2 separate regions of the Homo sapiens genome follow, and region 1 is linked to region 2. The links are chromatin loops, found by intact Hi-C in ENCODE. Cell type or tissue: mammary epithelial cell. All regions are shown on one strand. Links, peaks and the distances in the headings refer to the core of each region. The heading gives the core; the rest is flanking DNA.

Region 1 (15,169 bases), core at 2,772-10,771, 80 kb before region 2:
GAGGGAGCTGGCAGGCAAGAGCATCTCCAGGTTTCCTGGAGACAGTGGTGGAGCCGGCCCCTGGCTGAGGCTTCGTGACCGGCCCTTCCCTCGGCAGGGCCCCAGCATTCATCCGAGCCTGGCACCAGAAGAGGGGGTCAGACAGGGCGTGAGAGGCTCGGGTGGAGGATTTACCTGTCCACTGGGGTAATTTTAGCATTCTGCCTCCCTGACCTACTTTCATTTGATAAACTCTTTTCTTCTAATTATTTTTTAATTTATTTGTTTGTAGAGGCAGGGCCTTGCTATGTTGCCCAGGCTGGTCTCAAACTCATGGTCTCAAGTGATCCTCTTGCCTCGGCCTCCCAAAGGGCTGGGATCACAGGCATGAACCACCGCGCCTGGCTGTAAACTCCTACTTTTAAAAATTGCCTTTTTAAAGATTTTTTTTAGAAACTCTGCCCATACCTCTGTGTGGAGGTTTGGATATTGATGGTGGGCCTCTCTGTCTCTTGACCCCTGGGCCCCAGCCCCTGCCCCTCTGTCCCCATGTTGTATTGGAATCCACCCTCTTGACTCTTAGCCCCACTCTCCCTCGGGAGAGGAATCCTTTCCTCCCACCCGCAGGAGCATTTCCACTTTCACTGTGGTGTCAGTCACTGGTTCCCTGCTAGGTTTAGCGCCCTGGGTATCAGCTCAGGAATTTGGGGTTGGGACTGTCTTTGCCAAGTAGAACCTAAAGGCAGGACTGAGGGACAGGGTGTGGCTGGGGGGCTGTGGCCACTAGGGTTGCCTGGTCCCACTGTGGTACAATGCCAGGGGCTTCAGGATGGGGAGATGAAATGAAAATTTCGATGAATGCTGGGTGTGGTAGCTATGCCTGTAATCCCAGCACTCTGGGAGGATTGTTTGAGACCAGGACTTCGAGACCAGCCTGGGCAACACAGCGAGACCCCATCTCTACAAAGATAAAAAATTAGCCAGGGATGGTGGTGTACACACTTGTAGTCCCAGCTATTGGGGAGGCTAAGGCCGGAGGATTGTTTAAGTCTAGAGGTTTGAGGCTGCAGTAATCATGGTGGCCACCGTGCTCCCGCCTGGGCAACAGAGTGAGACCCTGTCTCAAAAACATTTTTGGTGAAATTCTTCAGTGTTATTGTTGGGTGTGGCCTCTGCTCCTCTTCTCCGGTCACTTGGTTGATGACACACCCTTCTTGCTTGTTTTTCCAGCCTGTGGGCCAAAGCTGACCAACTCCCCCACCGTCATCGTCATGGTGGGCCTCCCCGCCCGGGGCAAGACCTACATCTCCAAGAAGCTGACTCGCTACCTCAACTGGATTGGCGTCCCCACAAAAGGTGAGACTGGGTCTCGAGGCCGGACCCCTGCTCGTGCAAAAACTTGACCTTCCATCTCAGTTGCTGGTTTCACAGGCAGGACCACCCCTGGGCGCCTCTGTCCCCTGGTCGGGGAGTCTGATCCTGCCTCCCATGCAGCTGGGTCCCCTTCACACTGTGTCTACACCCTTTTTCTTCTGTTGGGGTTTTCTCCTCACTGGCCATTCTCTTTCCCACTCCTCTAAGTCCTGCCCCGACTCAGATTTCACCTCCTTCAAAGCCATCTCCAGCCACCTCAGTCCTTTACATTCCTGTCGCACTCAGTCCTAGCTAACATTCCTCTGCTGATAGCCCTAAGCACTGCCTACCGTAGATCAAGGGTCTTCAACCCCCAGGCTGTGGACTGCTATGTTGGGTGGCCTGTTAGGAACCTGGCTGCAGGAGGTGAGTGGCAGTGAGTGCGCATTCCTGCCTGAGCTCCGCCTCCAGTCTGATCAGTGGTGGCATTAGATTCCCATGGGAGTGAACCCTATTGTGAACTGGGCATGTGATGGATCTAGGTTGTGTGCTCCTTATGATAATCTAATGCCTGATGATCTGAGGTGGAACAGTTTCATCCCAAAGCCGTACACCCACAACCCCTCCCTGTCCGTGGCAAAATTGTCTTCCACGAAAGTGGTCCCTGGTGCCAAAAAGGATGGGGACTGCTGTTGTGGATGACACATTTAAGAATCTCTGCTTGGTCTTCCCAACTAGATGGGGAACATCTTGTGGATAGGCACTGGGTATTTTTTTTTTTTCAATTAATTTTATTTTAGATTCGGGTACATGTGCATGTTTGTTACCTGAGTATATTGCATATTGATTGGGGATTGGGCTTCTAGTGAACCTGTTACCCAGATAGTGAACATTGTACCCAACTGGTTATTTTTTAACCCTTGCTCATCTCCCACCCTCCCCTCTTTTGAAAGGATGGTTTTTATGTTTACCATCCCCGCTGTGCCCAGCTCAGTGCCCAGGAACCATGGGACACATGTCTCCGGCCCTGGCCCTGGCGGCTGCACCAGCAGAAGGGTTGACCTAGATCTGGCGGTGGGCATGAGGCCCCACTCGCTTTCTGATACCATTGGTGGAAATGTGTTGTCCCTATTTTTGCTAGACTTGGGGCCTCCCCCCACCCATCCTCACAGTCTCAGTCTCTGGTTTAGGATATTGTGGGACTGAGATTGTAGACTTGGCTGGAGGGGACAGTGTCGCAGAGCATGCGGCAGGGGCATTGCAGCTGGACTGGGGAAGCCGGGCAGCCTGTGCCCTGCTGTCCTCAGGAGTTGAGGGTAGCGTAGGACTGGGCGCCGGCATTGCTTCCACACCATCTCATTCAAGTCGGTGTGGTTGGCCTGGTGGCTCTTCCTTTGGTCGATCCTATGGTCCCGGTGTGAGCTGGCCCCTTCCTCCTGCTCGATCATCCAGACTGTTCTCTTTCCCGTCCACAGTGTTCAACGTCGGGGAGTATCGCCGGGAGGCTGTGAAGCAGTACAGCTCCTACAACTTCTTCCGCCCCGACAATGAGGAAGCCATGAAAGTCCGGAAGTAAGGCTGGGCCGCGGGCGTAGGGCTGGGCTGTGGGAATAAGGCTGGGCCGCGGGCATAAGGCTGGGCTGCAGGAGTAAGGCTGGGCCGCGGGCGTAGGGCTGGGCTGTGGGAATAAGGCTGGGCTGCGGGGCTGCGGGTGTAAGGCTGGGCTGCGGGCTTGGGCTTGCTTTGTTCTGAGCCAGGCTCTGTAGGAGGCAGAGAAAGCCGGCCTGCGGGTGGGTCCTGCTGGTGGCTTCAGGGCTGTGCAGTGTGGGAACAAGGTTGCTGCTCTCATCTGTCCCCTGAGGGTCTCGCTGAGCTGACCCTCACTGGGACAGAGCCGCAGAAGCACCCTCACTGAGAATTAGCAAGTCCTGTTCATCGGGAGTGTCTGTTTATGTTTGGAAAGGATTTCTTGTTAAGTGCGAGTTGATTGTGAAACCCTAGTGCAAGGGTGTTCAGCCCCGGCTGTATGCTGGAGTCTCCTGGGGGATGCTAAAATCCCTGATGCCAGGCCCCACCCCAGACCAGTTAGTGCAACTCTGTGGGTGGCTCTGGGCAGCCATTTCTTAGCAGCTCCCCAGGAGTGGTTCCCGCGTGCAGCCCGGTTTGAGCACCGCCTCCCGAGGGTTCCTGAGGCCACCCGTGTGGGGCCCCAGGTTGGAAGCCTCTGGGCCTGAGGGGTGCTGGCCAGCCTGCCCAGCGCTAAGCAGTGTAGAATGGAACCACCAGTTACTCTGCTTGTCGGGGCGTGTCGGGAGTTGCTTGGGCTGCCCCAGCGGATGCACCGGCGCTGACATTCGGGCAATGTCTTGTGCATTCCAGGCAATGTGCCTTAGCTGCCTTGAGAGATGTCAAAAGCTACCTGGCGAAAGAAGGGGGACAAATTGCGGTAAGTCCAGGCAATGTAGCCGGCTCGGTGTCCAGTCCCACCCATGAGGGTGTCCTCACCGGCCTGGGGTGTACCGAGACCTGTGCCTCTGGCCCTGAGGGTGGAGGAAAGCAGGTGGCCAGGGCAGCCCAATGGCTCAGGAAGGAGGATGTGGGGTGGACTCAGGGACCCACCCCCTCTGTGGCCAGTCCCACACCTCCAGGGCGGGCAGGACTCGAGTTACCCACAGGACCACTGGCCCTTCCTTGTACACTGTCCCATTGCACATTACTGTTTTGCTTGTTTGCTTTTGGGGTATTTCCCCCACGCTACCACCCCTGAGTGCTGTTGGTAGTTGCGGGAGGCCTGCCTCCTAAGCACTCCCTGGAGAGGACTGTGGGCAGGCACAAGCTCCCCTGAAGCACTTTTGGGGCTTATTCCTGGAGATGATGGGTCTGGCATCTTTGCTGTTCTGGTAAACGTTGTTAAACTCAAACTTAGAGTTTTCTTCCTGGCCCTTTGCTCTCCATATCAGGTTTTCGATGCCACCAATACTACTAGAGAGAGGAGACACATGATCCTTCATTTTGCCAAAGAAAATGACTTTAAGGTGAGCTGAGCGTCTTGTGTTGTGCTAGAGGGCTCGGGAGAGAGGAAAAGGCTTCAGGAAGCGGCCTGAGTCCTGCTTGGTCCTTCCCCTCCTGCTGCCCATGTTCCTTAGTCCTGCTCGGTCCCTCCCCTCCTGCTGCCCACGTTTTGTGGCCTTAAATTTGGGCCTTTGTGTGGTAGGGCTCTTGGGGGCCATGGGGCGTTCCAGAGGCTGCAGTGAGGAGGTGGGCTTTCCTGTGTTTGGGAGTTGGTGGGTGGCGTGCTTCCGCCTTGTCCGGGTGATGACATCGCAGTGATGGCAAGGTTGATCCTTCGTGGTGTTTGTTTTCTAACATCCCCACCTCACTTCCACCAGGCGTTTTTCATCGAGTCGGTGTGCGACGACCCTACAGTTGTGGCCTCCAATATCATGGTAAGACAGCCGGGAGCCCCGTGCTTCTGCGGCAGCGTAGACCACAAGGGCATTTGCAGTCTGAGGAAGTGGGGGACCGGGTCCGGCTCGGAAGCGCAGCTGAGCCCTTAGGATGAGCAGCCCCCAGCTGGCTGTTGATTGGGAGGTCAGACCTACAGAGCGGTTTTTAACCCAGAGGCCTGTCCTGTGAGGGACTAGCTCCATCCAGGGCAGTGGGCAGGCTTGGATGGGACGTAGGAAATAATTCAGGGAGATAGGATTAGTTTCTGTTGGTGGCAGGAGCCTGACAGCTAGTGGTGATGGAGCTGCTGGGGCAGAGGGCCGCTCACTGCCCCTAATGGGACAGGTGGCAGCAAGTGGATCACTTGCTACAGCTCCAGGAGGTAAGAATGCTTGGGCATTGGCAAAAGTCCATAGGGCTCAGCAGCCTCCTGAGTTTGGGAGGTAAGACTCTCCTCCTGCTGATGCATCTCGTGAACCTGCCACAAACCCTCCTGTCTGTGCTGTGCAGGGGAGCTTGCCCAGATAAATTGAGGGCACTTGGCATCATAACTTGATGAATTTCTCCAGTGTTACCACTTGATAGCAATATATATAAACAGGAATGGTTACTATGGAGACTTACTACAAGCTGCCACCCTGTGTTGGAGATAATTTCCTCTTCAGCTTAAACATATCAGAATATGACAATTCTATAAAGAAAAGCAGTTCTGAAAACTTAACACTGGGACGCTGTGGTGCTGGCATCTTTGCACCTTTAGAGGGGATGCTAAGCATGTGTTAGCCCCGGTATCTTCCCCAAGGTGGTGGAAGTATTTCTAGATATCTTTAGGAAATGAATTCCTGTTTCAGGAAGGGCTATTTGAATTGTGAAAAGTCAGTTTAGATTTGTCCAGTGGGAGCAGGAGGCTCAGAGTATGAGGGTTTGCCACCTTTCTTTGGCTGGGCACTCGTTGTTCCCCTTGGTAGACAGCAGGGTGCAGCTGTGAAGTCATTTTTCCCAGTGAGTGGTCACCAATGTGCTTAGCAAGGAGTTTAGCATTTGTCTGGTTGTCCACTAGCAGATAATCATTTGCCCCAACCCACCATGTTCAGAAATCTCTTTCTGATGAAATCTCAAAGCAGCTTGGTAGAGCCAGGCATTTGTGAACTTAGATTTTTTTTTTAAATTGTGGTAAAATATACATAATGTAAAATTTACCATCTTAATCATTTTTATTATTTATTTATTTATTTATTTATTTATTTATTTATTGAAACGGACTCTCCTTCTGTTGCCCAGGCTGGAATGCAGTGACACGGTCTTGGCTCACTGCAACCTCTGCCTCCCGGGTTCAAGCGATTCTCCTGCCTCAGCCTCCCGAATAGCTGGGATTACAGGTGTGCGCCACCACGCCCAGCTAATTTTTTTTGTATTTTTAGAGGAGACGGGGGTTTCACTGTGTTGGCCAGGCTGGTCTCAAACTCCTGACCTCAAGTGATCTGCTTGCCTTGGCCTCCCAAAGTGCTGGGATTACAGGCGTGAGCCACTGCATCCGGCCATTTTAGCTATTTTTTAAGTGTGCAGTACAGCAGCAAATTATATTCCCATTGTTGGGCAACCGCCACACTCTATCCGCAGGACTTTCTCATCTTCCCCGGCTGAAACTGTGCCAGGACACAGGCACAGCTCCCGACTGACTCGATCTTTGAAGAGTGGCTGCCTCTCAGTGACGGCAGTGGTTGATGAGAAAAAGAGCCCAGGCATTCAGAAATGCTGAGTTTCCCTAAAATCCACCTGGTTTCTGGGGCCTGTGCCACTGTGGGTGTTGGTAGACCTGTGTTGTTGCCTAGGAGAGCGAGCCCTGCAAAGGAGCCGGCACAGCCCTAGTTGGAGAAGCAGTTAACCACGGACTGGTCACACTGGGGCTGCCTCAGGCAGTGGGGGGTGGAGGAGAAACCACACAAGGCCAGAGGCATCTCTGGGAACTCCTGAGCATACCTTAGAACCAGCAGCCTCCTCCCGGCACGGGGAGCATTGCGGATCCTCACGTGGAGCTCGGTTGAGTTCAGCGCCAGGCTGTCTGGCGGTGACTCGGGCACGGGACAGATCCTGACTTGCTGGAGCATTCAGAGGTGTTCATTATGGAATCCCTGTGGGTTTCCTGTCTCTGTCCTTCCGGCTTCAGTTCTCCATCTCCCCAGGGAATCCTCCCCATGTAACATCAGGCTGTGACTCAGCCCCCAGCATCTTTCTCCCTTTCTCTTACACGCTGGGCCGGATAATCTTTATACTGAGCCTTCTGTGCGCTCCCCTTTTGAAAGCCCCAAATCCTGCTTAATCTCAGCAGAAAGCCTTCCAGCGTGATTTATCAGCCACCCCTTTGTGGTGTTGCAGGAAGTTAAAATCTCCAGCCCGGATTACAAAGACTGCAACTCGGCAGAAGCCATGGACGACTTCATGAAGAGGATCAGTTGCTATGAAGCCAGCTACCAGCCCCTCGACCCCGACAAATGCGACAGGTGATTCCCGTGGCTGGCCGTCTCTGCAAGACCCACATGAGGGTTCTTACTGAATTCTTGATGTTCCCACAAAGGATTTGCTCCTGGATACCTTTAAAAAAATTTTTTTAAGACAGTTTTTTTTGTAGAGATGAGGTCTCGCTATGTTGCCCGGGCTGGTCTTGAGCTCCTGGCCTCAGGTGATCCACATACAGCCGCTGGATACCTTTATCAACTCTCTTTGAAAATATCTTTTAAAAACAATCCTTGATGACAAATCATATTCAGTGGGAATATTTTGAACACTGTGTAGAAGTACAGGAAGTCAACATAGAGTTGAGCCTGATTTTGCTACTGTCCCTCCGATAGTTCCTTTCTTTTTTCTTTCCTTTCTTTCCATTTATTTATTTATTTATTTACTTACTTACTTGCTTGCCTGCTTGCTTAGAGACAGGGTCTCCCTTTGTCTCCCAGGCTAGAGTGCAGTGGCATGATCATAGCTCACTGCAGGTTCAAACTTCTGGGCTCAAGTAATCCTACCGCCTCAGCCTCATGAGTAACTGGGACTACAGGTGTGGGTGTCCACGCCCAGCTAATTTTTTTTTTCTTTAGTAGAGATGAGGTCTTGCTATGTTGCCCAGGCTGGTCTTGAACTTCTAGACTCAAGCAATCCTCTTGCCTCGGCCTCCCAAAGTGCTGGGATTACAGGCATGAGCCACTGCACAGGCCCCTTTCTTTTTTTCTCCATTTTCTTTCTTTTTTCTCCCCCTTTTCTGGGAGGCAGGCCAGCCTCACAGCCAGACACCAGCTGTGGGAGTTGTCTTACGCATATGCTCTGCCCCTTAGAAGGATTCAGTCTGTGCCCTGGAGGGGCCTACGGTCCCGCCTTGCTGTTCTCTGGGGATCACATCTTCGGAGACGGGCCAGGTGCATCCTGCTGTGGGTGGTGGCCTGAGCTGTGGTTCTCGGTGGGGTCTCTCTGCAGGGACTTGTCGCTGATCAAGGTGATTGACGTGGGCCGGAGGTTCCTGGTGAACCGGGTGCAGGACCACATCCAGAGCCGCATCGTGTACTACCTGATGAACATCCACGTGCAGCCGCGTACCATCTACCTGTGCCGGCACGGCGAGAACGAGCACAACCTCCAGGGCCGCATCGGGGGCGACTCAGGCCTGTCCAGCCGGGGCAAGAAGGTGCGGGGTGTGCTGCCGCATGGGCCGTTCTGGCTGTAGGGCGGTTGCAGGGTCTATAGGGTGGGTGGGGAGCTGTGTGCTGCTGCTGCTGCTGCTGCTGCTGCTTGGTGTGCTTGCTGTGTGTGTTATCTGTGTGTGCGCCTGCACGTCTCTATGCATATCTGTGTGCATCTCTGTATGGCTCTGTGTGTGTGTGTGTCTACGCCTATCCATGTGGCTTTGTGTGTGTGTGTCTTTGTGTTACTTTGTATGTGTTTGTATGTGTGTCTCTGGTGTGTGTATCTCTGTGCATGTGTGTGATGTGTGCGCGGTTGTGCACTAGGAAGGGAAGGGGCAGGAAGAGCTGAGCCTGGTCTCTGGGTAGGGTGTGTGCGGCTGTGGCTGTCCCAGTGGCCTGGGGCCCCCACGGTGTAACCAGGTAGTGCACAGCCCTACGTGGGCTGCCTGCTCCAGCCCTGGCTCTTGGAGGAGCTGCGGGCATCTGGAATCAGTGGTCCCCCTCCACCACCTCTCAGTTTGCCAGTGCTCTGAGCAAGTTCGTGGAGGAGCAGAACCTGAAGGACCTGCGCGTGTGGACCAGCCAGCTGAAGAGCACCATCCAGACGGCCGAGGCGCTGCGGCTGCCCTACGAGCAGTGGAAGGCGCTCAATGAGATCGACGCGGTGAGTCCTGGGAGGCGGGCAGGCAGCCTCACCCTCGGGCATGGGGCGGCTTCCCAAGAGGCCCTAGACACCCCTGTGGTTTGTTCCCCTGAGTGACCACTGGGTCCCCGCAGGGCGTCTGTGAGGAGCTGACCTACGAGGAGATCAGGGACACCTACCCTGAGGAGTATGCGCTGCGGGAGCAGGACAAGTACTATTACCGCTACCCCACCGGGGAGGTGAGCGCAGGCTGGGGCGGGCTGACGGTCCCCAGCACACATGACCACTGCTGTGCAGGGCTGGGCCACCCCTCCAGGGAGTTCACTTCCGTGTGGGTTCTGGGGGCTCCTACACCCTCCACCTTGGAACTGAGTCCCCCCAAACTGAACCTTCTAACAGCCTGGGGTGAAGTGCATTTTCCCATAAGCAGAAGTGAGATGTGTTTCCCTAGGGACATAGAACTATATGGGAGAGGAGGAAGGTGGTGTGTGAAGGTCCACTGGGCAGGGTGGTGGGCAGGCTGGCAGGAGGGGTGGCTCTATATCCCCTGGGCAGCGTCTGTGCTTCCCCGTGCACGGTGCCCGGGTGGCTGTGGCTGAGGACGCTGTTGCCTCCTCTGCCGATGGGATCCTCCTGGGCCTGGTGTGTCCTCCCTGCCCGTGCCCTGCTGAGCAGTGTCGTGCCTCAGGCCCCTGCAGGCCCACTGTCCTCTGGCCTCAGACTAAGCCTTACACACCGGGGCCCTGGTTAGCACAGCAGAGAGCCCACAGGAGCAGGAGCTTTTCTGGTCTTTTTCTAAAGTCACAGCCCTCCTGCTTCTTTTTACATTTTTAAATTGATAGAAAATACACATAACCTAAAATTGACCACTTTCATCACGTTAAAGTTATGATTTAGTGCATGTTAGTGTACTCACAGTGCTGTGCAGCCATCACCACAAATTCCAGGCCTTTCCCTCACTGCACAAAGAAACCCAGACCTGTTAGGAGCCGCTCCCGCCTGCCCGGCCCAGCCCCGGCACCGGCCCGTCTGCTTCCTGCATCTGGATCTGCCTATTCTGGGCATTCCATGTCAGTGGAGTCAGATGCCACACGTGCCTTTTGCGCCCAGTTCTTTCACACAGCATTGAGTTTTCCAGGTTCCCCCGTGTGGGAGCGGAGTGGGGAGGGCTTCACTCTTTTTGTGGCTGAGCAATAGTCCACGTTAAACCCTGCTCCTTCTCAACCACTGCTGATGATGGATGATTGATTTTGCGTGGCTCTCTGGCCGGTCTGATGCAGTCTGTGGCCAGCGGCAGAGCCCCTCCCGAGTGCCCTGAGCTCACGTGGGCCCGGCCCTCTGTGCTCAGTCCTACCAGGACCTGGTCCAGCGCTTGGAGCCAGTGATCATGGAGCTGGAGCGGCAGGAGAATGTGCTGGTCATCTGCCACCAGGCCGTCCTGCGCTGCCTGCTTGCCTACTTCCTGGATAAGAGTGCAGGTACCTCGGGCAGGTCGTGGCCCCGGGATGGAGGGAGGAGGGGACTGGCACTCGGCGGGGGGTCAGCCGCAGACCTGCCGTGGCCTGCCCTGTGTTGGCTGCTGTGCCATGGGGTGTTAGGAGAAGGGCACAGGTGTCGGCTCCCGGCTGCTTCAGGTCCTCTCTGTCCAGCGCTTCCTTGAAGCCCTTGGGAAATGCTGTGGAGCCCAGGTTGATGCCGGGGACTTCATTGCTTCATAAACAGCTCCCTGAGACCCGCCCCTGGCTCCACACATCCCAGGGTCTTGGCTTGGGGTGGGGGCTGCACTTCTCTTCAGTGCCCTCTAAGGAACAAACAGCCCGGAAAACTCTGACAATCCCATTGAAATGTTAAGTCTTAGCATGTCCAGTCCAGTGCAGCTGAATCCCTAGACAGACCTAAATTGTTTGGGAGTGACTTTTTCCCAACTCTAAGTCACCGTGAGGGCGAGTCTTTTGGTTTGGTTTGATGGCACTCTTTGGGCTAAAGTCTTCTTCTGGGGCCAGCTGCTGCCCGGGACAGCTTGTGGCTGGGGACAGATGCCCCTGCCCGACAGGGCTTCCGAGGGTCCTTGTTGGGGGGACCGTAAAGGTCTTTCCATGCCTCCCCCACCCTCATGTCTCATTTCTTTTTTTTGAGACAAAGTTTTGCTCTTCTTGCGCAGGCTGCAGTGCAATGCATGCACTCACTGCAACCTCCACCTCCCAGGTTCAAGCGATTCTCCTGCCTCAGCCTCCTGAGTAGCTGGGATTATACGCATGTGCTACCACACCCTGGCTAATTTTGTATTTTTAGTAGAGATGGGGTTTTGCCATGTTGGTCAGGCTGGTCTTGAACTCCTGACCTCAGGTGATCCACCTGCCTCGGCCTCCCAAAGTGCTGGGATTACAGGCGTGAGCCACCACGCCTGGCCGTGTCTCATTTCTAACTGTGGGTGTACAATTTCAATTTCAGAGGAGATGCCCTACCTGAAATGCCCTCTTCACACCGTCCTGAAACTGACGCCTGTCGCTTATGGTGAGTAGCAACCCCTGCCAAGCCCTGTCCCCCTGAAGGTGGCCACAGTAGCTTCTTGTGGCCGTGGGCTGTAAGCGGTGCTGTCCCTTTAACAGCAGCTTCCTCTGCCCCCATCCCACGCCCTCCAGGCTGCCGTGTGGAATCCATCTACCTGAACGTGGAGTCCGTCTGCACACACCGGGAGAGGTCAGAGGTGAGTGGAGGCCCCAAGCCTCATCCTGGCCATCATCACACGATAGCCCTAGTGGGTGATGGGCGCTCAGGAGGCCCCGGGGCCGCTTGCCTGCAGGTGCTGGCCTGTCTGGGGCCATGGGCCTGCTGGCTGCCTTCCTCAGCACCTCTTTGTTCCTGCCTGTCTGTTCTGTGGCTTCTGGGGCCTTCTCATTTTCTTTCTTCCTGTGTCCTCTTCCTCCCATTTCTGCTGAGCTCGAGATATGAATATTAGTGAGGAAGATACATTCTCTCTTTTTTTTTATTTGAGACAGGGTCTCAGTCTGTTCCCCAGGCTGGAGTGCGGTGGCGCAGTCACGGCTCACTGCAGCCTCAACCTCCTGGGTTCAAGTGATCCTCCCGCCTCAGCCTCCCGCGTAGCTGAGACTACAGGTGCGCACCACCATGCCCAGCTAATTTTAATTTATTCATTTTTTTAGATAATGGGGTCTCACTGTGTTGCCCAGGCTGGTCTTGAACTCCTGGGCTCAAGTGATCCTCCTGCCTTAGTCTCCCAAAGTGCTAGGATAAAGGTGTGAGCCGTTGTGCCCAGCGTCTCTTCTCTTTAACATCAGCATGGCACAGTTCTTGTTGCCTTTCCTTTCTGGCAGCTAAAACCAGTGCTTTCAGTTTCCAGAGTTACTGTTTCAAACAGGATCAGCAGGTCAGCGCCGCCATGTGCTTGTGATTAGGCTCAGAACCACCAAGAACACGGTGTTGAGAGACGGGAGGCGTGGAGAGCAGAGGCCTGGGGGGTGGCGGGTGGGGAGGCGCTTCAGGAGACCTCGAGGCCTGGCCGTGCAGCTGCTGTCTACCTTGGGGGGAGGCCTGACATTTGGAGGTGGGCCAGGCTGCCTCTGACTGAGTAGAGTGGGCCTCTGCTCAGGTGGACGCGTGTTGTGAAAGTGAGTTTGAATTCACCGTGTACAGGCTGCCAAAAGTACAACACTGTGCTAGTACTAGTCAGACCTTTCTCTTAGACCGAGCGTGACTTTCTGTCATGGCGTTCCCGAAACAGGTGACTGTCTAGTCCCAGGAAGCTTGGCCTTCGGATTTTGGCATGAAGGGATGAGGTGTCCGCCCCAGTCGCTGGCAGTTGCCTGGCTGGTGGGCTGACCTGAGAGAGGCTGGGGTCCCTTGGCCGCCTTGGTCCCTGTCACCCCCTCCACTTCGGAATGTGGGTCACCGGATGCTGTCCTGCCTTTAGCCATATGACAACAGCCCTGGTCAGGGAGCCACTGCCCCCGCTATGGGATTGGGCCTGAGCCGGTCCTGGAGCTCTTCCCTGCAGGGAATGGGGGCAGGGCCATGATGGAGACAGATCCCGGTTCTGAGGCTGGAGGCCCACACCCCATCACGCTGTCCCTCTCATGGGAGGGCTGTGTCTGGTCCTGGCCGCAGAACCTGCTTCCTGCTGCACATTTTCTGCGCCTTTGGTCTCCAGGCTTGTTTTGCAGCCTCCGTGCCCCATCCTAAGCCAGGGTGCCCTTTGTGTAGTAGAGATGGCTCTTCAGATCCTGCCTCGGGTCAGCGGAAGGGAGTCAGCACAGTTGCCTTCCCCTCCCCAGCCTGTGAGCCTCAGGCCCAGCCTCTCCCTCCTAGATGCCCCTCCTCAGCTCTCAAGAGAGGCTGGAAGCAAAGCTCTTTTCTCCGACCTCACGCTCTGCTGTGATCATCATTCTTTCCCTCCTTGCTTTGCAAGCACCGTGTTTGTCTGTGTGGGGAATCCTTTGGTACCATCCGAGGAAGGGGGCATGGGAGGGAATTGCCCCCATTCTTGCTGCCTGGCAGTCACCGCACACTCAGCAGCCCATGGTCCCTGGCCCGTGGTCCCGGCCACTCCCCTCGGTCAGTCTTTTTGCCTCTCTAAAATCCAGGAGCAGAGAAACTTTTTTGGGGCTAATTTTCCTCCCCTTCTTTGTAACTGTCGCCTTTCTCTCTTTTGTCTTTGTCTTGCTTAGGATGCAAAGAAGGGACCTAACCCGCTCATGAGACGCAATAGTGTCACCCCGCTAGCCAGCCCCGAACCCACCAAAAAGCCTCGCATCAACAGCTTTGAGGAGCATGTGGCCTCCACCTCGGCCGCCCTGCCCAGCTGCCTGCCCCCGGAGGTGCCCACGCAGCTGCCTGGACAAGTCAGTGCACTCCCCTTTCCTTCCTGCCTGGGGGACGCATGCCGGGCGTGATGCCACAGATCTGGGATTGCGTGCGTGTGTGTTTGCAAGAATACGTGCGTGGGTGCGTGTGGGTGCGCGTGCGTATGTTGTAGGTGTCTGTGCACGTGTGTTGTGGGGGCATGTGCACACACTCACGTGTTGAGGGAGAACATAGGAAGCACCCTCCGAAGTTAAGATCCTGGGGGCTTTCCTTGCTGGTGACAACCGTGACTGCGTTCGCCTCCTTTCTGAGGATGGGGTCTTTACAGGGCAGAAGCAGGCAGTGCAGAAGGAAGAGTGAGATGTCCAAGACCCGTTCACGTTCGTGAATGGTTATTTCTAAAACAAAGAAAGTGGCTACTTTCTCACATAAATAACATGGTTATCCCAGCAGGTAGTAAAAAACCTAACAAACAAGGCCAGGCGCGGTGGCTCACGCCTGTAATCCCAGCGCTTTGGGAGGCCGAGGTGGGCGGATCACCTGAGGACAAGAGTTCCAGACCAGCCTGGCCAACATGGCGAAACCCTGTCTTTACTAAAAATACAGAAATTAGCCAGGTGTGGAGGCGGGCGCCTGTAATCCCAGCTTCTCAGGAGGCTGAGGCAGGAGAATTGCTTGAACCCAGGAGGCGGAGGTTGCAGTGAGCCGAGATGGTGCCACTGCACTCCAGCCTGGGTGACAGAGGGAGACTCCGTCTCAAAAAAAAAAAGCAAAAAACCCCAACCCGATTTCACTTATTTCATTAATTTTGAAGGTTACAGGCCTGGAAGATTTTGGTTGTCAGACATTAAGATTTGTTTTCAGAAAACTGTTTGTTTTCAGAAAACTGGTCTTTTCCTTTACAGCCTGGAACCCTTGCAAATATGTGAGATGTAGGAATTTCTGTGCTTAAATTCAGGTACCACCCAAGGGTCTGCCCTACCTCCACCCTCCAGGCCTGCCCCCACAAATCAGCCCAGTGCAGCTTCCGGTCAGGTTTGTTGATGAGCCGGATGCTGGTGCTGGCTCTGAGCATCCTTTTCAGCCTGCCACCTCTTCCCGCCTTTTCCGAGACTTCCTTAGACCTCATGATGTCTGGAATGTGACCTGGGAGATGCTGCAGCCTCCACAGGTCACTTAACCTCTCCAGGCCTCAGTTTTTTCATCCAGGCAATGGGGGAATAATGGCAGTGCAGAAGTCAGATCAGATGAGGGG
Region 2 (15,169 bases), core at 2,471-10,470:
AACCAGTGTACTTTTTTTTTTTCTTTTTTTTTTTTTTTTTTTTTTTTGAGACAGAGTCTCACTCTGTCGCCCAGGCTGGAGTGCAGTGGCGCAATCTCGGCTCACTGCAAGCTCCGCCTCCTGGGTTCATGCCATTCTCCTGCCTCAGCCTCCCGAGTAGCTGGGACTACAGGCGCCCACCACCACACCCAGCTAATTTTTTTGTATTTTTAGTAGAGACAGGGTTTCACCATCTCTACTAGCCAGGATGGTCTCGATCTCCTGACCTCGTGATCTGCCCACTTCAACCTTCCAAAGTGCTGGGATTACAGGCGTGAGCCACCGTGCCTGGCCCGAAACCAGTGTTCTTAATTGGCATTTTATACACACATACACAGAATTAAAAAAAAAAAAAACTATCAAGGGCAATCATTCTAAGTGTACTGTGGTAGAATGTGTTAAAAATGCAAACATCCCATAGAACTAAAGTAACATGAACAGCACTTCTCATGGCCTAGGAGAAAGGTGACTGGTTCTCACACAAAGCTAAGCCTGTATCAGTCATTCTAATCACAATGGCTTATGAAAGTATCAGGTTTCCGGAAAAGCAACTATTCCAGGAAAGTCAGTAAATCTCTTGAAAGTTTCACCTCTATAAAACCAGGATAAGGCTACAGCTCTCTTGAAATCTGAACAGGTTATCAGATGAAACAGTAAGATTCCCAGCCATAATGTGAGATGGAAAGATCCTCATGCAGCGTATGCTCAATTGCTGGCCCCAGAAAGCCTCACGTGCAGAATACAGAAGTTGCCAAAGAAGGAAACGGAGACGTTCAGCTACATTTCCGTCGTGTGATGAATTTTAAACCCTCAGGAATGGTGTGGTCTATTAGGCTTTTCATCATGCTTGGTGTCATCCACTTAATCTGTTCAAAGATAAAAGAAGACATGATTGTAATAGTAACTCGAGTCCCAGATGTTGACAGTATGTCTGCAATTTGAGAGTCCTTCAGTCCAGTGACCTTCTGTCTGTTGATTTCACAGATGTTGTGTTCTGTGAGAAGACCATTTCTGGCTACAGAACTGTCTTTCACTATGGATGTTATCTTTTCTTTCTTTCTTTCTTTCGGAGATGGAGTCTTACTCTGTTGGCCAGGCTGGAGTGGAGTGGTGCAATCTCGGCTCACTTCATCCCCTGCCTCCTGGATTCAAACAATTTTCCTGCCTCAGCCTCCTGAGTAGCTGGGATTATAGGTGTGCACCACCATGCCTGGCTAATTTTTGTAGTTTTAGTAGAGATGGGGTTTCACCACATTGGCCAGGCTGGTCTCAAACTCCTGACATAAGGTGATCTGCCTGCCTTGGCCTCCCAAAGTGCTGGGATTACAGGCGTGAGCCACGACGTCCGGTCTATTTTTCCATTTTAAATGATAAAACCAACATGTCCAGTGCTATCCTTATGCATGGTAATTGTCCATTCAAAGGGCCTGTCATGAATGGACGTAGAAATCTTCTCTTGAAAAGCCTGTTTGAGCACCTTGTGCACTTTATCTGAGCTCCAGCCTGCACAGTTTTCACCATTGATTTGGAGTACTTGGTTCCCAAATCTCAGACCAACCAATAAGGTTGGAGAGTTATCCTTGACTTGCTGAACACATATACCATTATCTATTGATTTAAGCCAGAGTTCAATTTTTCCATCTTGGTCCTTATGGCTTCACGAATTTTCCATCTTGATCCAATGGCTTCATGAATCCCTTGCTTAATTTCTGCTCTACAAATTCCAACATCATTACCAGTTATAGGAGCCATTGTATAGTTCGTACTGGAAGGTCTTGCTACCAACTGGCCCTGAATTGGCGCACCAGAAACCATGGTCATATTTGCATGTGTTTCTTCTTTATTTAAACTCAGGCCTATGTGTTGAGAGAGCTCTGGATATAGTTTGGAATAGAGGTTTCCATCTTGAGAGATGTGAACAGAAGCTTCTGACAAAATTGCTGGGTTGGCAGGGTTTGCAGCAAAAGCAGTGTATTAATCTGTTCTCACACTGTTAATAAAGACATACCTGAGACTTGGTAATTTATAAAGGAAAGAGATTTAATTGACTCACAGTTCCACATGGCTGGAGAGGCCTCACAGTCATGGTGGAAGGCAAAGGAGGAGCAAAGTCATGTCTTATATGGCAGCAGGCAAGAGAGCGTGTGCAGGGAAACTCTCCTTTATAAATCCATCAGATCTCGTGAGACTTATTCGCTATCACAAGAACAGCATGGGAAAGACCCGCCCTCATGATTCAATTACCTCCCACCGGGTCCCTCCCATGACACATGGGAATTACGGGAGCTACAATTTGAGATATGGGTGGGGACATAGCCAAACCATATCAAGCAGTTTGAGCCTGAATTATTTAGTCTACCTTCAAATCTTTGAGAGATGGAGAGAGATATTTTTGCAGGATTCTTCTAGACCACAAGGACCCACTTGCCATCACTGCCTCCAGTCATTCTGCATAAGTAAGTTTTAGATTTCAAGCCTCTCCTTTTGATTCTTTCTTAGAGTTTCCATCTCTCTGCCTCCATTTCCCATCTGCTCTTGGATGTTGTCCAACTTTTCCATTAGAGCCTTTAGCATATTAATCAGTTATTTTACATTTCTGGTCTGATAATCCCCACATCTCTGCCATACCTAGGTTTGTGTATGATGTTTGATTTGTTTCTTCAGAAGGTGTTTTTTTTTTGTTTTTTTTTTTTATCATGCCTTGTAATTTTCTGTTGAAAGTCAGATATGATGTATTGGGTAAAAGGAAATGACATAGATTGATCTCTAGTGTGTTTATCTGGCTAGGAGTGAGGCTGTGTTCACTGTTTGCTGTAGCTGTAGTGTCACAGATTAAAATTTTCTTGAACACTTTTGTTTTTGTCTCCTGTGATGTCTTGGGTTTTCCTAGAGACTCCTTGAATAGGGTCTTAGGCTTGTAGATTTTATTTTATTTTATTTTTTTGAGAAGGAGTCTCACTCTTGTTGCCCAGGCTGGAGTGCAATGGTGCAATCTTGGTTCACTGCAACCTCTGCCTCCAGGGTTCAAGCCATTCTCCTGCCTCAGCCTCCCAAGTAGCTGGGATTACAGGCGCCCACCTCCACGCCTGGCTAATTTTTTTGGTATTTTTAGTAGAGATGGGTTTTCACAATGTTGGCCAGGCTGGTCTTGAACTCCTGACCTCAGGTGATCCACCCCACCTTGACCTCCCAAAGTGCTGGGATTACAGCCGTGAACCACCGCACCCAGCCAATTTTTTTTTTTTTTAAGCTGAAATCCCGTTATTATACAGGCGCCATCTTGATGTGGTGGTGAGGTGTGGGGGTTAGGGAAGCATTCTTTACTTTTCTGATCAAGTCTTAGTCTTTTAGTGAGCCTGAGTTGGGTGTTTCTCTTCCCCCAGGCCAGCTGGGCCTTGGTAAAACCCCAGTAGGTTAGACTCTGGCAAAGTAGTTTCCCTTGAGGGCAGAACTTGTTAAAGAGAACAGAGAGCTCTGGGTGTATTTCAGAACAGTTACTTTCCCCCTCCTCTGCTGGAAGTTAGAGGGTACTTTTCTCTGATCTTCACAATGGAGACCTGGTGGAATTCCCCAAGGCAAAACTCACACAAGCGTGGGCACCTCCCTAAGACTGGGTCCCTTTAGAGCTTTCAATTCTCAAGCTAGTTTACACTGAGCCTCCAGCAACTAGTTGATGACAGTTTCACACACTACAACAGATATTGGCTCCAGCTGTGAGTTTCTGCTCCCAGGAAGCTGTCATTCTTTGTATTTTTCTGTCTCTCCAGTTTTGGGGACAGAGATTGGCTCTGTGACCTCAATTCTCTGATGGATCAAAAAGTTGATGATCTTTAGTTTGTTCAGCTTTTTTTCTTGTTGCAAGAATGGGAGAGATGACTTCCAAGTTCTTTACTGGAAGTTGGCATTTTCTTTTTTTTCTTTTCTTTTCTTTTTTTTTTTAAGTAAATGTAAGTTTGTAGACTGAGATGTGTACCCACTATAGACTGATCTCTACAAATATTGTTGGAAACTTCTCAGTAGCCATTCAATTCAAAAAAAGGACTCTCAGACCTAGTTTAGAGGAATGTTACCGGAAAGGGGTCCCAATCCAGACACCAAGAGAGGGTTCTTGGATCTCACTCAAGAAAGAATTTGAGGCAAATCCATAGAATAAAGTGAAAGCAAGTTTATTAAGAAAGTGAAGTAATAAAAGAGTGGCTACTCCATAGGCAGAGCAGCGGTGTGGGCTGCTCAGTTGCTTACACTTATTGTGACTTCTGGATTATATGCTAAACAAGGGGTGGATTATTCATGAGTTTTCTAGGAAAGAGGTGGGCAATTCTCGGAACAGAGGGTTCCTCCCCTTTTTAGACCATATAGGGTAACTTCCTGATGTCATGACATTTGTAAACTGTCGTGGTGCTGGTGGGAGTGTCTCTTAGCATGCTAATGCATTATAATTAGCATGTAATGAGCAGTGAGGATGACCAGAGGTCACTTTCTTCGCCATCTTGGTTTTGGTGGGCTTTGGCTGGCTTCTTTACTGCATCCTGTTTTATCAGCAAGGTCTTCATGACCTGTATCTTGTGCCGACTTCCTATGACCTAGAATGCCTAACTTCCTGGGAATGCAGCCCAGTAGGTTTCAGCCTCATTTTACCCAGCCCCTATTCAAGATGGAATTGTTCTGGTTTGAACATCTCTGACAGGAACCCAAGGTAAAGGGATAATTAAAGCTTGGACCTCACCTGTGTATGACCAACCATGCTGTAGGGAAAACAGCAGCACAATCTTGAGGTAGAATCTGGGTCTCCTAACACCAACCAGGCTTGCCTGGGCGTAACCAGGAAGTGGAATATTTTAGTGCCTGTGACATTCCTTTGTGTCCCAGTGGAGCATAAACAGATTCAGTGTTTGGCTAAGTGCTGGAAGAGCAGCCCAGGGTCCCCCGGCCCCTGCTATGCATCTGCCTTGATTGATGTGCACAGTGGAAGTGGCTTTCATCGGAGAAGCAATTGTGTGTAGGTTCCTGGGAGAAAAGGGAACATGCCACTTGTTCCCTGGTTAGGACACAGGGATGATGCTTGAACCCTAGGGAGAGAGTAGGCAAAAGATAAAAAGGCCACATCCGTGAGCACTTTGTGTGGCCCAAGAGCAGGAGCAGGGCTGCTTCAGAGCCCAGGTAACAAAGTGCAGATGAGAATCAGGAGAGAGGTGCCAGTGAGGTGTCCTTCTTTTTTTTTTTGTAGGCATCCTGTGGTCGTGGCACAGGTAGGGACAGGTAAGGAAGCACCGTTGGAGGGAAGCAAGACGTTTACTGCTGTAGGAGCAAGATGTCCCCATGAGGGGTACGTGGAGGACGTTTCTGAGCTCCTGTGGGAACTGTCTCAGGAATGTTTGCATTTGAGCTGGAAGCTTCTTGTCATGGATGAATTACAGCTCCTTGATGATGACCCTGTGGAGGGTGTGTCAAGTGATCGAGGATACTTTTGAGTAGGCTGACCTTTCCTTCTCTCCATATCCCAGAAGGGTCCTCTTTCCTATCTGTGGGTATTTCTACCTCTGCTCCACACATCTCTAGTCTTGTATAACACCTTGGCTTACAGGTGTTCCTAAAGACCCGTCTCTCTTCTGCTGATGACTTCCTGGGGGTATCAGTCTGTTCATCTGTCAAGAATGTGGATGAACAAACATATACATTACACTTCCAGACTGAAGAGGCTCTTAATAATTGGGCTGGAACCATAAGTCACTATGTTCTATTTAGGTATGGAACTTACCAGAACAGAAAGAAGGGGGGAGGAAGGAGACTTCTTGGCTAGCAGTCTGTTTATCTTATAAATCAGTCTGATCTCTTGAGCAAAAGTTAAAGGGAAAAAGTGGAGGAGACACTGTGACCTGGCCTAGGAAGTCTAGGTTTAAGCCAAGCCAAACACACTTCTCCTCTGTCTCAGCTCTGTGAGCTGTGAGTTCTGCTTCTCCTAGGGTAACCTCGGATTACCCTAGGTTACCTTGGCCAATGCCCGTGGAAACTGGCTCAAGAAAGGGAAGTAGGAGAATGGCAGAGTCCAGAGTCCACTTATTCTATGGTTCAGGGCACTTTTTTTTTTTTTTTCTTTTTTTGAGACAAGGTCTTGCTCTTTGCCCAGGAATTCAGTGGTGTGATCATAGCTCATTACAGCCTTCTACTCCTGGGGTCAAGAGATCCTCTCATCTCAGCCTCCCTAGTAGCGAGGACTATAGGCACACTTCCTGGATAATTTTTAAATATTTTTCAGAGATGGGGTCTTGCTATGTTGCCCTGGCTAGTGTTGAACTTCTGGCCTCAAGCAATCCTCCTGCCTCGGCCTCCCAAAATGTTGGGATTACAGGTGTGAGCCACTGCACTTGGCCTTGTTCAGTGCATTTTCAGGGCATCCTGAAAGGCCAGGCCTGGATCTTGGGCAGCTGTTCAGGAGCATTCCAGCTGTGAATGGTCCTGAATGTCTTCCTGGCCTTCCAGATGGATCTCTAACGCACCCCAACGCAGGTGCTCCCTGAAGACATACCGGATCTGTTGGTGCGGAAAAAGAATGCAGCATTTGGTGGCTTATAGTGCTGTGCCAACTATTGCTTAGGTAATTTATATGACATCTTATTTTCTCCACCTGATTCTAAGCTCCTTGAGGACACGTCTGGTTCATCTCTGTTGGCTGCATAGCCTAAAACCCATGCTGGTGCATCCTGATTTCATTTCCTTCTCGGATGTAATGAAAGCACTCAAATGATATTGATTGCCTCCTCTTTAGGTTGACAAATAAAACCTTTAAATTCTGTTTTTCCTGGTGTTTCCTTTGTAGGATTGGAAACGATGGTCTTGATAGCGCTGTGGTTAGCAAAGCATTAATGGCTCACTCTCCTAGGGGAGACACGTCAGTTGATACCATGCACTCTGCATGCAATTTTCAGAAATGGTGTTTGCTTTTTTCAACGTTGGTTGTGTTGCTGCTCTAGACGAACCAGCTTCTATTCCTGTCTTTACTCAGAGGTAGGTAGGATTCTTCCCCAGGCACCTACAGACCTGACTAGGATTTACAGGCAGGGGTGAGTCAGCTGACCCAGGAGGGTGGCATCCCATAGTTAGGACAGAGAGAGACTCACTGGCACGTGCTGGGTCCCTGCGTTGTCCTAACGTGCCTCCTTGCAGGTAGCATGGCTGAGTCAGTGTGCCGTGAGTCACAGGCTGCGGGAGGTGAACTTGAGCCTCACTCCGGCATTGATCTTTCGCAGGGATATATTGTTAGTTCCCGTCTGTTAAGACCGATAAAGGGTAATAATTTACTGGCCTCAAGTTTGTCTTCTCTTTGATTTCACCAAATCTTCTCCTTATACAGGAATTGCTTGACCTTGACTTTTCAGGAATTTACCCAATTTTATACTCTTGGCGTCTCCTGGGCTTAGAACCCCTTACCTCCAACCTTGCTCCCTGGCTAACTTCTACCCTTCCTTCAAAGCTCAGCAGAGATGGCACCCCCTTTCTGAAACAGTCCCCAGTTCCTGGGAAGAGTGAAGGCCTGAAGCTGTGTTGAGGGTGGCACTTAGCCCCTGGTTTGGAGCTCCATGTTTCCTTCACTGTCTGCTGAACATTTTAAGGCGTCGATTTGGACTTTCCTAGGCTTGCATTCCCAGAGCCTAGTGCAGTGCCTGTTCAGAAGACTTTTTTTTTTTTTTTTTTTTTTTTTTTTAGTGAAGAGGGAGGAATGTTAAGCCTCACCAAGTCTGATTATGCTAAGATCACTTAAATTTTTTCTGCCTTTTCAGAATACCCATTGTAGTTAGGGTTAGTACCCATGGTTTGGCACTTACTGGTTCTGTGGTTGTTGGGTGCCTTGTTTGTCTCTTCGGGCGAGATGCGAGTCACTCCAGGGCAGCATCTGTTCCTCATATTCCTCTCACATTCTTTAAAGCCTCCCTGTGTGCACTCAAGCCACACAATGAACCTTCCTGCCTTTGCCCACAAGGCTGAGAACTCTTCAAAGTGAGACTGTGTCTTACGCATTTTCACTTCCTCCATCATTTGACACAGGACCTGGCACGTAACAGATGTTTAATAAATACTTGTATTTATTGAATAGGAATAGGTAGTAGATTCTAGAGACATAGTGAGCTCAGCTCAAGTTCAGTTGCATCAGGGAAGGCTCCCCCATGCCCCCGGCAGCTCCCTCTCTCTGTGCCTATGCAACCTTTAGCAGCATGAGCTGCCTTGAAAAGTCAAAGCCAGCTTTTCCAGAAAGCAACTCAGCAACTCTCTCCTGGGGCCAGAACTGCTCCGAAACGGGAACAGCTGTGTATATTCTTTGATCGTTAGCAGGAAACGATGTGTCGTGTCTCAAAGCACCTTTTCATGCTGCTTTCTTATTAACTCCACCCAGAAGCCCTTGCCTTAGCAAAGCCAGTCTCGCGAGGCACCGTGGAAGTCCAGAGTTGAGTGCAGCTGGGTTTGATTCATTCCTGGGCTTGATTTCTGGAATCCTCCTAGATTCCTTCCTGGGTTTGAGTTCTGGAAGCCTTGGTTTCTTGAGGCGATTATGCTGTAGGTACTAGAGAGAAGCTACTGCCTTTGAGAGAAGGGTAATTACGCAGGATTTGAAAGGAGACAGGAAGCTGTGGGTGCCAGAAATAGAGGAATCTTGTTCTTTTATTTTTGGCAACATCCAGCAAGGTGGGAGGACACCTGAGGGGAGTGCCTTTCTGGTGCACCATGGAGGCTGGTCCGTAACAGTGGAAGCTGCCATCTTGCAGAAGATTCCTCTGCCCAAGCTTGGCATGGCCAGACTTCGTGGGCCATGTGAACATGAGATGATATCTTGCTCTGTGTGCCTTCCTATAATTTGGGGGGAGATGTTGACTAGGAGGAGGCATCCACCATTGGGCTTTTCATTATCTCAATGGAATGGTGACTTGGAATTGACTTTGACTCAAGGAAATAAAGTAAGATGAGGATTTACACATACCTAGATTAGGAAACTAACCTTTATACCTAGTACATATGTACACCTGTAAGGCATCTGGTACAGTCCCTGGGTGCTTCAGGGACTTCATAAAGGTGCATTTCCTTCACCCTTACTTATAAATAATGGTCGATGCATATTCTTAGATCATTTGAGATACATCCTTAAAAACTGTTGAGCATTGATCAAAATTTGTTTTGGAAATAAACTTGTTTTTAGTGCCCCAGAGAAGCACATTGTTTCCTAAAGTGAAGAATCCTCATTGAAGATGAATTGTGCTAATCTGGATTTTCAGGTTTTTTACTTACTGCAATAACAGATAGATTGAGGAAAGTACCCTTTTATTTTCTCTGGAAAGCACTGATGGATGTAACTGATGACAACTTGACCCAGTAGGGCAGTTCGTCTGCCCTCAAGAGCAGCTCAGCTCAAAGGGCGGTGTGGGGATCGCCAAGTGTGATGGAGGCAAGTCCCAGGTGAAAGGGAGCTCTAATTCATCAGGATTCCTCTATCTTTATAAGAGAAGCTAATTTCAAATCACTTCCTTCGTTATGACTAAATTTCAGGAAATGAGGATCACATTATTCCAGTGCAGAGAACTGGGCTGAGAGTCACATGCTTTATTATCTGCTCTGATTAATGACTAACCAACCTCGTAAGTTCCCCACCACACAGGTTAGTGACTGGATGATCATTTTGCTTTATCCACTTCCTAACAGGAGGAAACAGAGAAGTGAGCTAACTTTGTTATTTATACGAAGGTAACATACTTGCGATTTTTCTTTTCTTTTCTTTTTCTTTTTTTTTTTTGAAACAGAGTCTTGCTCTGTCACCCAGGCTGGAGTGCAGTGGCATGATTTTGGCTCACTGCAACTTCTGTCTCCCAGGTTCAAGCGATTCTCCTGCCTCAGCCTCTTGAATAGCTGGGATTACAGGTATGCGCCACCACATCCAGCTAATTTTTGTATTTATAGTTGAGGTGGGGTTTTACCATGTTGGTCAGGCTGGTCTCGAACTCCTGACCTCAGGCGATCCACCTGCCTCGGCCTCCCAAAGTGCTGGGATTACAGATATAAGCCACTGCCACCGTGCCTGGCCAGTTTTTTTTTTTTTTTTTTTTTTTTTTTTTTTTTTTTTGAGACGGAGTCTTGTTCTGTTGCCCAGGCTGGAGTGCAGTGGTGCAACCTTGGCTCACTGCAACCTCCACTTCCTGGGTTCAAGCAATTCTCCTGCCTCAGCCTCCCAAGTAGCTGGGATTACAGGTGCCTGCCACCACACCCAGCTAATTTTTGTATTTTAGTAGAGACGGGGTTTCACCATGTTGGCCAGGCTGGTCTCGAACTCTTGACCTCAGGCAATCCACCTGCCTCGGCCTCCCAAAGTGCTGGGATACAGGCATGAGCCACCGTGCCCGGCCCATACTTGTGGTTTTTCTATACCTATCTTCCTTTCTGGTGGGAGCCCAAAATAAAAATATGTGTGTGTATACACACACACACACACACACACACACACACATATACACATACACATATATATATATATTTGTGTGTGTGTGTGTTTTATGTGATCTTTCTTGGCTTTTGCATTGAGAAAGTCATCTTTGAAATTTAGAAAAACTGTCAGACTGTTGGAAGGCACCTTGGACATGGCGTCTCCCCAGTGCCTTCTTTATGCATAGAAAGGGCGCTCGAGGTAACGGGATGTCATGACTCTTGTGAGATAACACAGGAGCGGAGCAGAGATGAGAACTCAGGCCTCCTGTCATCTGTCCAGGGCATGTGGGTAAGATCAAGCGTAGGACTGGCTTTATAAAGCACAAATATTTGTTTGTCAGCAACTGTTTGTTTATTACTTCATTTTTGTTTTTCTCTTCTAAAATTCACCCTAAACTCTTTTATGATTTATGGACTGCTCTAAGCTTACAAGACTGATAAATATGTATATGCTGTGTGAGGAATACATTGATTTATTTACAAAGGTAGCAGAATCCTAATGCAAGAACAAACAAGAAAAAGAAAAAGAAAGAAAGATGTAGACTGGTTTTATTCATAAATAGAGAAGTGAAAATTCTAATAAAAATATGAGCACATGGTGCAATGTAGCAACATCCTACCATGACAAAATAAGGTTTATTCAGAGTGCAACGATGGTTTCATATTACAATTTTTATTAGTTTAAGTATTACATAAGTGGGTCCAGTTTAAAAAAAAATGACAATCAATGCTGAAATAGCCTTTATTTACTCTTGATGAAAATACAAAAATCAATGCCGGGCACGGTGGCTCACGCCTGTAATCCCAGCACTTTGGGAGGCCGAGGCGGGTGGATTACGAGGTCAGGAGTTCGAGACCACCCTGGCCAACATAGTGAAACCCCATCTCTACAAAAAATACAAAAATTAGCCGGGCGTGGTGGCAGGCGCTACTCGGGAGGCTGCGGCAGGAGAATCACTTGAATCCCAGAGGCAGAGCTTGCAGTGAGCCGAGATTGCGCCACTGCACTCCAGCCTGGGCAGCAGAGTGAGAGTCCATCTAAAAAAAAAAAAAAAAAGAAAATGGAAAAATGAAGAAAATGAAAAATAAGTGTTGATAGTGAGTTCCAGCCAATAGAACAGAACAGGAGTGAAGTGTCCCATCTCTTAGCTGAAGCTTCTACGACATGGATGCACCCCACAGTCTCACCTGTGGCTGGCTGGACCCAAATGAAAATGAGAGTGCAGGGGACGGCAGAGACACAAGATGAAAGGATCCTGGGTCCCTGAGTCACCATGTGGAGAAGCCATCAACACAGAGTGCTGCTTTGATCTGTTTTCTAATCAGAGTTTTAGTGCCCCAGAGACGCACCTTGTTTCTTAAAGTGAAGAATCCTTGTTAAAGACCAATTGTGCTAATCTGGATTTTCAGATTGTTTACTTACTGCAGTAACAGATAGATTTAAATATTTAGATAGAAAGCTCCCTTTTATTTTCTCTGGAAAGCACTAATGGATGTAACTGATGACAACTTGACCCAGCAGGGCAGTTAGTCTGCCCTTTAGGGAGCAGATCTAAACCTGTGTAACCTGAGACATGGTGGATTTGGGGTCATGAGTCCCCACAGCTCAGCACACCCTAAGAATCCATCTATCTTTCTGTACAGCATCACGTATCCCTTCTGCAGGCCTATATGCCAGTCCAGCCATCCTCTGCGGGCTACTACTACCGTTAGACATTAAATGTATCTAGTATGTTCTTTTTATCTCTTAGCCATCACGCCTGGCTAATTTTTTGTAGTTTTAGAAGAGACAGAGTTTCACCATGTTGACCAGGCTGATCTCAAACTCCTGATCTCAAGTGATCTGCCCTCCTCGACCTCCCAAAGTGCTGGGATTACAGGCATAAGCCACCGTCTCTTACTATTCTAAATTAAAAATATTAGGAACTTTTTTTTTTTTTTTAGTAGAGATGACATCTCACTATGTTGCCCAGGCTGGCCTTGAACTCCTGAGCTCAAGCTATCCTCCTGCCTCACCCTTGCAAAGTGTTGGGATTACAGTCATGAGCCACTATCTCTTACTATTTTAAATTAAAAATATTAGGAACTTTTTTTTTTTTTTTTAGTAGAGATGACATCTCACTATGTTGCCCAGGCTGGCCTTGAACTCCTGAGCTCAAGCTATCCTCCTGCCTCGGCCTTGCAAAGTGTTGGGATTACAGGCATGAGCCACCATCTCTTACTATTTTAAATTAAAAATATTAGGAATTTTTTTTTTTTTTTTTTTTTTTTTTTAGTAGAGATGACATCTCACTCATCTCACTATGTTGCCCAGGCTGGCCTTGAACTCCTGAGCTCAAACTATCCTCCTGCCTTGGCCTTGCAAAATGTTGGGATTGCAAGCGTGAGCCACCATCTCTTACTATTGTAAATTAAAAATATTAGGAATTTTTTTTTTTTTTTTTAAGTAGAGATGACATCTCACTATGTTGCCCAGGCTGGCCTTGAACTCCTGAGCTCAAGCTATCCTCCTGCCTCGGCCTTGCAAAGTGTTGGGATTACAGGCATAAGCCACCATCTCTTACTATTGTAAATTAAAAATATTAGGAATTTTTTTTTTTTTAGTAGAGATGACATCTCACTATGTTGCCCAGGCTGGCCTTGAACTCCTGAGCTCAAGCTATCCTCCTGCCTTGGCCTTGCAAAGTGTTGGGATTACAGGCGTGAGCCACCACACCCAGCCAATTTGTAGGCATTCCTACATTTATGAAATTTGTTTTCTTTTCAAGCATGCTTAGCCGTTCCTTGCACTCTCTCATTCCTCGTTCTTGCTTTTAAGCTCCTGATTTATTTCCTTAAGCACTGAAGTATTGGCAAGTGGGATTCTGGGGCCTGAGGTTCTGTTTGCTTGCACACAGAGGGCTTTTCTTTCTTTCGTGTTTAAAAATTCTTTTACTGTGAGCTGCTGACTTTCCTGGTTACTTTATCTGTGGGACTTCTTTAAGGCCTGGTTGAAGCACCTTAATCTCTCCAGAGAATATCTGCTTCTGTCAGTTGCCTAGGAGGACTACCATCCCTGAACACTTTAAACGTAAATATCCAAATGGGTCTTTTCAGATCACACAGGTAATGTGAATTCAGACTGGAAATCTGCCTGGAACCTGGTTTGAGGTAACAACTTCTAAGGGCAGGTTTTTTTCCCCTTCTCCCCAGAGTGCTGAGGTCAAGACAAGCAGGTTTTGTTTCCTTTATTTTTTTGTTATTTACATTGGGTTAATTTCTCCTTCCTCTTTTTTATTTTTAGAGACAGGGTCTTGCTATGTTGCCCAGGCTGGAGAGCAGAGGCTCTTCACAGGTGTGATCAGTGCTCATGGCAGCCTCAAACTCCTGGGCTTAAGTGATCCTCCCGCCTGGGCCTCATGAGTGGCTGGCACTCCAGGTGCGCATCACTGCACTTGGCCTTCTCATTCCTCTTATTCTGAGGATTTGCCCTTTGGGCAAAGGGGGTTCCAGTTTTCTATGATGATTCTAGGCTTTGTCTCCTGTCCCTGAACCCTATGCATCTATCAAAGCAGAAACTCAGGATGCAAGCTGGCTTGGATATTGCATTACCTCTCAGAGATGCATTTGAAAATATCTGTGGAATGGTTAAGTGGTATTTTGGGGGCATTTAGTCCTCAGATGGCTGGAAACAGGCTGTGTCTTCAGCCTCTCTCTGGGTTTGTGGGACAGGCCAGAGGCCATCATCACAATGTGGTGGATGGCCGTGGGCTCAGATCAACAAGTAGCTGAAGTCAGGGTTGCTTTTCAAAAATGTAACAGATTTCCCTACATATTAGATATTAAAAAAAGAAATGTATGAAAACCCAGAAAGATGAATTAAGATTTGAGATAGTGGAGGAAGGAGATAACACCTTTACTCCAGACACAGAGCCTCTATTCAACATAATAACTATTCATCACGACTTCCCCCATGGAAGGCCGTGTCCTGGGCCCTGCAAAGGAGAGCAGGTCTCAGGGACCTGCCAAAGATGTAACACACTCATGTCTCTTTCATGAGGCTCTTCCAGTAGGATGTGAGACAACCAAGTTACGGGGTCATAAGTAGTGACAGGACAACTTTCTCAGTTCATCAGTGTAATGTTTAGTTTTACGTATTAACTTCATTGGGCCAATGTGCCCAGATATTTGGTTAAACATTATGCTGAGTGTTTCTTTGAGGGTGCTTTTGGGTGAAATTAACGTTTCAATTAGTAGACTTTGAGTAAAGCAGGCCACCCTCCCTGATGTGGGTGGGCCTTGTCCAATCAGTTGAAGACCTCACTATAATAGAACAAAAGACTGACCTCCCCTGAGCAAGAGGGAATCCTCCAGCAGGCGGCCTCCAGGCTCCATCCACAGCATCAGCTCTTCCTGCTTCTACAGCAATGGCCTCGAACCTGAGCTGCAACATCAGCTATCCTGGGTCTCTAGGCTGAGGCTCACGTTGCAGATTTTGGACTTGCCAGCCCCCAGAATCCCATGAGCCAGTTCATTATAATAAACCACACACACACATGCATGCATGCAGACACACACACATGCATGCGTACTACACACACACACACACACACACACACACACACACACACTCACCCTACTGGTTCTGTTTCTCTGGAGAACGCAATCAGGATGTAGATGGCTACCA

Evidence for each region. Hi-C counts contacts between places; a loop is a spot of excess contacts. Peaks named below come from ENCODE experiments on the same cell type or tissue, not always from the same donor. Only the 100,000 strongest peaks of a DNase experiment are listed, where the experiment ranks them.
Region 1: a loop joins it to region 2, with 4 times the contacts of the local background. A loop is called at or near these places in 10 of 110 quality-filtered maps.

What each region holds. Positions count from the first base shown.
Region 1 is chr10:6,212,414-6,227,582 of GRCh38, forward strand. PFKFB3 (6-phosphofructo-2-kinase/fructose-2,6-biphosphatase 3) reads left to right here. Exons shown (of 15, transcript NM_004566.4): 2 at 1,210-1,335; 3 at 2,808-2,904; 4 at 3,712-3,778; 5 at 4,293-4,367; 6 at 4,722-4,778; 7 at 7,156-7,280; 8 at 8,245-8,452; 9 at 8,968-9,114; 10 at 9,228-9,332; 11 at 10,442-10,571; 12 at 11,545-11,607; 13 at 11,736-11,800; 14 at 13,779-13,952. Among named protein-coding and RNA genes, the nearest start is that of PFKFB3, 17 kb to the left of the region's middle. RefSeq lists enhancers at 6,191-6,692, 6,693-7,192, 13,055-13,224. In mammary epithelial cell, for the core only: no CTCF peak of the experiment used is centred there; a DNase peak (open chromatin) is centred at 6,778; H3K27ac peaks cover 2,049 bases.
Region 2 is chr10:6,292,256-6,307,424 of GRCh38, forward strand. It overlaps a transcript of PFKFB3 not described here and the pseudogene SDCBPP1. Among named protein-coding and RNA genes, the nearest start is that of LINC02649, 27 kb to the right of the region's middle. RefSeq lists enhancers at 3,505-3,734, 6,632-7,831. In mammary epithelial cell, for the core only: no CTCF peak of the experiment used is centred there; a DNase peak (open chromatin) is centred at 7,156.